Regions from separate parts of the Mus musculus genome. Here regions 2 and 3 are each linked to region 1. Evidence: chromatin loops called from intact Hi-C (ENCODE). Cell type or tissue: left cerebral cortex. All regions are shown on one strand. Region 1 overlaps Hrg (histidine-rich glycoprotein). Region 2 overlaps Gm30505 (predicted gene, 30505). Region 3 overlaps Gm30505 (predicted gene, 30505).

Region 1 (2,500 bases):
GAGGAGGGGGCACAATGGGACTGAGGAGACAGAGGCAGGTGATAGGGATATGAACTAAGAAGCTGTTCACGTATCCAGGAATGCGGAAATGAGGACCAGACCGAGGCAGTGGCCAAACTATGGACTAGATAAGACATGAGAGACGTTTCAAGGAAGGACCACTTAGCCTTGTTTATGATTGGTTAAAGGAAAAAAAACCTGATAATCGCAAGATGTATTTATATTTTTTTCTTGCTTGTTTGTTCTGCTGCTGCTGTTGCTGCTGCTGCTAACTCAGGCTGGTCTTGAACTCTTGATCTCCTCCTGAGCTTTGAACTCTGAGGTGTGAGCCCCATGCAGATTTACTTTGTATAGCCAGAAACAACCCCCCCCCACACACACACACAATAATTAGTAAAGCCACCGAGAACAAGGGAACCCCAGAGAGATCAAGAGAATAGGTTTATCTTCAGATAAGATTAAGGAAAGCCAGTTCAGGAACAGAGATTAGGACGAGTACAGACCAGAGGAGGTGGTGGCTATTGTCACCTTTAACTCTGGGTTGGCACTTTCAACACAACCCCCCCCCCCCCAAAAAATAGACCATTTAGTGGCAGCTTTTTAAAGGTGAAAGAAGAAACCTCTGGATCTACAGTAGTGTATGCCTGTAATCTCAGCATGTGGGCCTGTGAAGCAGAAACATCAGTTCAAAGCCAGACTGGGTTCTTACATTCTGGGATCCTGTTCTTTAAAAAGAGAGAGAATGAACAAGGGATAGAGAAATAGAAAGGGGAAGGAAGAAGAGAGAAAGAAAGGTAAGGGGGCAGGAAAAAGGGGAGTGGAGGAGAATTGAGGGAAAGAAAGGAAAGGGAAAGGAAGATATTGCTTTTATTAAAACAAAAACAGGGCCGGAAAATGGTTCAGAGGTTAAGAGCACTGACTGCTCTTCCTGGGGTCCTAAGTTCAATTCCTAACTATTTGTAACGAGATCTGGCGCCCTCTTCTGACATGCAGGCATATATGCAGACAGAACAGTATACATAATAAATAAACGCATCTTTAACAACAACAACAACAACAACAACAACAACAAGGGACTGGAGAGGTAGCTCAGCAGTTAAGAGCATTGGCTGCTCTTCCAGAGGACCCAGGTTCAATTTCCAGCACCCACATGGCAGCTCACAGCTGTCTACAACTCCAGTTCCAGGGGATCTAACATCCTCACACAGATGAACACCAATGGACACAAAATAAGAATAAATAAATCATTTTTTAAAAAATGAACAACAACAACAACAAAAACCCATAAACCAAAACAAAAAATCTCTGTGTTCCTGCATCCTCCTGATCTGTCCCTTCCTTGTGTCCCTTAGGGAACGGCCACAGTCTACTACTTAGCTTTAGATGTGATAGAGTCTGACTGTTGGGTCCTTTCCACAAAAGCCCAGGATGACTGTCTTCCATCGAGGTGGCAATCTGAAATAGTAAGTAACTGGGACCACTGGGCTCCTCTCACCATTCTTCCTTCTAGTCCGCTCACTCACGGGAGCCACCGCCACATGCTGGGCTACCACAATGGGAAAAGATGCTGGTGATTTAAGATTCACACAGATGATATTAACTTTCAATTGTACTCTTGTGGCCGCCTGAGATAACATCACCAGCTTCAAGTCTTAGGCAAATCAGCAAACATCTTTAGACTTCAGTATATGGACTCCAGTGTTGTTTCCAGACCACACAGCCTATGCATTTATGAACTGGGATTGTGTGCTGCGAAGACTGCCGGTAGCAGTGATGGCCACCGTTGCAGTGAGGAACTAGGTCTCATCTTGTGTATACTGGATACTGAGGCCAGTCTCCCTGTCGTAAGTGAGAGTGCAAAGGAATGAGCAGACACAGGATGCCAAGTCCTGAAGTGAGAGGTTTACACACTGAGGGGCTCTATCTAGTCCTGCCTTCTTTGAAAACATTTGGGGTATTGTCACAGTCCACTTAAACAGGTGTTCTCATGAGGGTTTGGGGTGCCAGTGGTGTGCAGCTCACAGTCTGAGAGAAGACTGATGGAGAAACCCCCAAACACACGTTATGAGAGATGGTGGCTGTGTTTCCTCAAAGTCAAACTGGGGTTCCATAAGGGCTTAAAATCCTCTTCTTTTACAGGTGATTGGACAATGTAAGGTAATAGCCACAAGATACTCAAATGAGTCTCAAGATCTTAGCGTGAATGGCTATAACTGCACCACAAGTTCTGGTAAGGTCATCTGCTGAATTGCATAGAACTCAGCCATACCGTGGTATCCATTCTGTAACAGCGTTATGGAATAGGAGAGGGTGCCTGTCCTTGTGTTGTCCATTAATTAGTACGAGTCTCCTGACATTAGACAGAGCACAGCTCCTTGCCTCTGGCATACCTCACTTAAAGAGAATTACTGTATAGATGTGGAAATTAATTGCAGAGACTTAGTTCTGAGGTTAGGCCGGCTTGAGCTTGAAGCCGAACCTCATTATTTACCCGTTCTTT
Region 2 (2,500 bases), 77 kb before region 1:
GCGCTTTGCCAGTTGATCTATATCCCCTGCTTCTTTACACTGGATTGTGAAGATTTAACTGTAAGATGTAAAAATCTCGGTTCTTACATTATATGACAATAATACTATTTTATGTCGGGTAAAGTACAGTTTTACAAAGAGAATATACTATTAGAATTCACCTAAGATTATTTTAAAACTTTTCAAAATGTGACTACTAAATTTGCTAAAGCACATTTGCAGTTCACAGTGTGTTTCTGTAGACAGTGGGTCTAGACCCAGGCTGCCTCGGTCAACACGGGAGAAAAGAGCTGTAATTAGTGTCTCTCATTCCAGGCAGATACACTGTGTTAGTCCTTCCACTGGGCAACCTTGTCTCTGCCCCTGCACTGTAATCTGAACACTGTGTTTGCTGAGGCAGATTTTCATCCTAAACTGAACAAGTTGCTGCCAAAGAACTGAAACCAAGTCATGGATTTTGTCATGAAATTCTCCAGATTGACAAGCCAGTTCCACCCAGCCCTGTCAGTCATGCCCTCAGGGGTGTGTGGAGAGGTTCATTTAGATCCAGTTACCCTGTGACACGGTGACAGGAGAAGCTGCTTCCCCTCAGGGAGCCTTGGGGTTAGAACTTCATGTTTCCGATGATGGGACAGCCCCCTCTTCACAGTGTCTCCTTCCCAACATGCTTTGCCGAAAGCCATACTACCCGGAGCACACTGCATCTTGTCCGTAGACATGCTTTGCTTTCAAACATTGCTGCTGTCTCATCCATCACCGCTTCCCCAAGAGTCCTCCTTTCTGGTATTCATTCTGTCTGGGGAGTTTCTAACACTGTTTTGACAGAAGACGAAAGAAAGTAAGTTGGGAATTTTTCATGCCACAGTGGGAAATTATACATCCAAACTCACATTCAGTATGTCCACTTTCCAGTTTTATCACAGTGCCTCTCCATTGTAGGTGGTTTTAACAATGCCCACCTCCTAGATATTTATTCAACAGTTAGACATTGGCAACTGGAGTACCTTTCTTAGGATAAACAAAAAGAAGTAACTTTGTATCTCTGTTTATAAAGGTTTGGGAGGTTTAGTTTTGGGCATCCCCTCCATTTCTTTCCACTGCAGTAAACAACTTTGTCCCCAGGTGGCGCTAAAATAATGGCATGAACTCTAAAATCAGCCCTGCAGTTACAGATAATTTTTAAAAGCCATATTCTGATGGTTGCCAATAAAAATCAAGTTATTTTGTAAAACGAATAACAGTCAAAGTGCAAAGTCAAATAAATAATGCCCCTTAACTGCACCTACTCTTCCCTTAGCCTGGTATGCTAATGTAGAGAGGGCAAATTCCAGGAGGGCAGGCTTGGGTTTGTTGTTGTTGTTACATTTATTTATATATTTCTGTGTTTGTACACTGTGTGCATGTATGGGTACCATGGTACATGTGGGGAAGTCATAGGACAACCTATTGGAGTCTGTTCTCTTCTTCCACAGTGTGGGTCCCAGGGATCTAGCCCAGGTCGTAAGACCTTTCACTTACTGAGCCATCTTGCTGGCTGGCCCAACATAGGCTGAGTTTGTATTTGGAGCTTGATTCTACCAAATATGAAAACAATAGGGCTGGAGAGATGGCTCAATGGTTAAGAGCACTGATTGCTCTTCCGAAGGTCCTGAGTTCAAATCCTAGTGACCACATGGTGGCTCACACCCATCCGTAATGAGATCCAATGCCCTCTTCTGATGTGTCTTAAGACAACTGCAGTGTACTTACATATAATAAATAAATAAATCTTTTAAAAAATATATATCAAAGACAACTTCTGAGACAGAGATGGATGCCAGGCCTGGGGACCACTGCCAAGTGCTGGATTGTGTAAACAAGAACAAAACTATTAAAGTGTTGGCTTCACCTTTGAGCTGCATCGTTAAACTGGGAGAACAGGGAAGTGTAGACAAGTTTTCTGTAGTAAAGTATTTGAAGATCCATCCTGGGGTATTCCTGGAAGGCATGTGGTTGGATTCCTACTTTGCTAATTATGGTGGCATCTGCTGAGATAAGTGAACGGGTCAGCCGACATGGAAGGCAGAATCCGCTGGCACAAAGGGGCTGTGTTCGGATCCGCTATTTCTATTGGCACCGAGTATCTCAGGAAGAGAGCTTTCGTGCCAAATGCCTGCTGTGTGGGAAGCCCTGGGGCTCTCATAACTCTTGCCAGTTTGAAGAGCTAAGGGAAAGCCAGAGCACATTGATGCTAACCAGGGAAGCTGGCTACATGAAACATGATGTTTCAGAGCAGGGAAGCAACATCAGTGAGGAGGCATGGCTTGACCACCCATCCGTCATCACCTGAACTGATGACACCGGCAAGCTTGTCCCACAAGTGTGATCAGAGTAGATAACAAGCTACCCAAATAAATAAAGGGTCTAACATCATGGGTAGTACAAAACACTGTAAGGCCTCCCATTATAATAAACTAAACCCCCCAGGGGTTTGTGGTTCCGTAAGGGAATGTTGAGTCTG
Region 3 (2,500 bases), 71 kb before region 1:
CACGGATAACAAGCTGATTGTGGACTTGCATCCCATTGCATCACAGAGTAAATTAGCCTTGAACTGTTGGTTTTGGACTGTCTACAAGAGATAACGCAGTCACCCACTTGTTTTGTGTAGTTTCTGGGTTTCAATGTCCTCGACAACCATTTCCTGTCCCCTCTGAGACGTGGTGTTCCCAAACTTCTTTAGCTAAATACTATCTATGTAAGAGTTATCTCATGACACAGGGACCATGTGAGTACTGTGCTCCTCCCCCCCCAACCCCCCAAGAAATTGAATTGGTGTCCCTTGTTGCTGGGCATTGCTGTCTGACCCTGCAGAGAGGTGTCCACCTCTGACTCTGTGTCCTCCTTCAAGATACTTATGCCTAAGTTTAGACACTACCCCCTCCCTGTGGGTATCACTGCTTATCCCAGGATGCCACTCAATGGATGCCACTGTCTGCGCCGAGGGATGGCTGTCTGATACTGGCGATCTCTGCTAGGCTTTTGGGACTACTCCCTTCTCTAATCAGTCAAAGCATTCAAACCCCTGAGAACTACTGCCTGATTCTTGACAACAGGATTCTGCTGGGATACCTGCTTCCTCTCTTCAAAGTACCTCGGCCTACCTCTGCACATTGCAGCTGTCTCCTGCCAACAGGGTACTGTTGCCTGCCATGGATATCACATTCTCTTGAGGAACACTTTCTGCTTGAGGGTCCTGCTGCCTGCAGTGAATACCACTGCTTGGCTGTGGCACTGTTGCCTATAACTGGGTACTAACCCACTTCAGGGCACAGCTGCCTGCCTCTGGACACTACTGCTCAGTGCTGGACAGCCACTGCATGTCGCAGGGCATGCTGCCTACCCTGAGCCCTTCTGGCTTTTGCCCTAGGCATCATCCTGACTCTTTGCTTGCTCCTGTCCCTGCTGAGGTCCTGAATACCAGGACCATGCAGCATTATAAAAATTGTAGGATAGTGCCTTTGTTTTCCTTTGTCCCAAGATTGTGGTGAACATCAAAATAAAGGTGTTTGGACTTCTGAAGTCCCCTTCAGTTCTTATAACAGAACTCAAATATTTATATCAGGAGACAAATCCAAGTGACAGGCACTGTGATGTTTCTTCCAGTTGATCATAGGGGCTCCTGAACCAAGCTAAGCCTTTTGGTCTAGGCTCTATCTAAAAAACAAACAAAAAAAAAAAACAAAAAAACAAAACAAACAAACAAAAAAAAAACGTGTTCTCCCCAAAAAGAGCCTCCTGGAGATGTAGATGAGAGTTCTACATTCGGATTCACAGGCACTGGGCCTGGCTGGGGCTCCTGAAACCTCAAAGCCCCCCACCTTCATCCCTGTGACACACCTCCTCCAACAAGGCCACACCTACTCCAACAAAACCACACCTTCCAACCCCTCCCAAGTAGTGCCACTCCCTGATAACCAAGAATACAAACTTATGAATCTATGAATGGGAACCATTCTCATTCAAGCCACCATAGCCCCTCATCCTTCCGTCTGTTCCACCAGTCCCCAGAAAAGCAGCCATGCTGCCCGGGGTGAGTGTGACATACATTACATTGTCATGTACTATTTGGAAGCAGGGCTGCACCCCCTCCCATTTCAGACCCAAACATGTTTATCTCAAAATGTTTATCTCAACACTCCTTATCTGGGGTGGGAGGGGGGGAGGTAGGCTGGTCCTCTTATTTCCTATAACAGAGAAGAAAATACAGCAAAATAGCTGTGCCCTTGAGAACTACTTCCAACAGAGGTTACTATTGTTTATCCCCTGATTGGAAAGCACCTGGAGCAGGTAAGAGCTTAGAAACCACAAGTTCAGCCACAGGAAGCTAGCCCATGGAGAGAAAGCTCAACCAGGAAGCCTGGAAGCCTCTCTGAGCTTGCCCAGTTGGTTTCTGCTGGATGCACCCAGTGATGATGTTGTCTCTACTTGTGGCTGTCTGTGCTTTTACTTGGAAGTATTGTACAGGAGAGGATGTTCTGCCTGGGACCCTCTAGCCATCAAAAGCTCCGGCTGCCTGTTTTAGTTTCCCGGGGCTTCCCCAGTCAGTTTCTGCTGATGGTGTGTGGTTGTCTGATCGGATGCTCAGCTTTCTCTTGGCTGCTCACAGTTTTCTTCTTTGAAACCTGCTTGCTGTGTAGTTAAACTCACTCATATGAAAGTGAAAATGTGACTACCGTGGATCACTGGCTACTGAGAACAGACAAGGTGGAGACACAAGGGTTTAGAAAACATCTAACAATCTCTGCCACTGCCTCTGTAGGAGGAAAAGCTCAAATATTGACGAGTCAGGAGACAAAATTTGTTGAAAAAGTGAAATAAAGTGAAAATGCATGTCAAATAGAAAGCACAAAACTCAAAGGGCACAGTCATTTCTAGTACTAACCAGAAATTTTGGTGCTTAATAGGAAACAGCACTTAAAATGCAAATATTAGGATAGAGGTATTGAAAATAGAGATTGTGAGATTTTTCTAAAGAAAGATGACTTGCC

What was found. Peaks named below come from ENCODE experiments on the same cell type or tissue, not always from the same donor. Only the 100,000 strongest peaks of a DNase experiment are listed, where the experiment ranks them.
Region 2: a loop joins it to region 1, with 2.6 times the contacts of the local background. A loop is called at or near these places in 25 of 42 quality-filtered maps.
Region 3: it touches region 1 in a loop (2.3-fold over the local background); 25 of 42 quality-filtered maps call a loop at or near these places.

The regions. Positions count from the first base shown.
Region 1 is chr16:22,952,307-22,954,806 of GRCm38, forward strand. Hrg (histidine-rich glycoprotein) reads left to right here. Exons shown (of 7, transcript NM_053176.2): 2 at 1,353-1,463; 3 at 2,140-2,230. Among named protein-coding and RNA genes, the nearest start is that of Hrg, 2.5 kb to the left of the region's middle. In left cerebral cortex, a CTCF peak has its summit at 983 (motif pointing left); no DNase peak of the experiment used is centred here.
Region 2 is chr16:22,875,726-22,878,225 of GRCm38, forward strand. It overlaps Gm30505 (predicted gene, 30505), which reads right to left. Exons shown (of 4, transcript NR_110508.1): 4 at 1-813. It also overlaps a transcript of Dnajb11 not described here. Among named protein-coding and RNA genes, the nearest start is that of Ahsg, 15 kb to the right of the region's middle. In left cerebral cortex, a CTCF peak has its summit at 1,125 (motif pointing right); DNase peaks (open chromatin) are centred at 1,120 and 2,052.
Region 3 is chr16:22,881,537-22,884,036 of GRCm38, forward strand. The region is part of intron 3 of Gm30505 (predicted gene, 30505); the gene reads right to left. Among named protein-coding and RNA genes, the nearest start is that of Ahsg, 9.2 kb to the right of the region's middle. In left cerebral cortex, no CTCF peak of the experiment used is centred here; no DNase peak of the experiment used is centred here.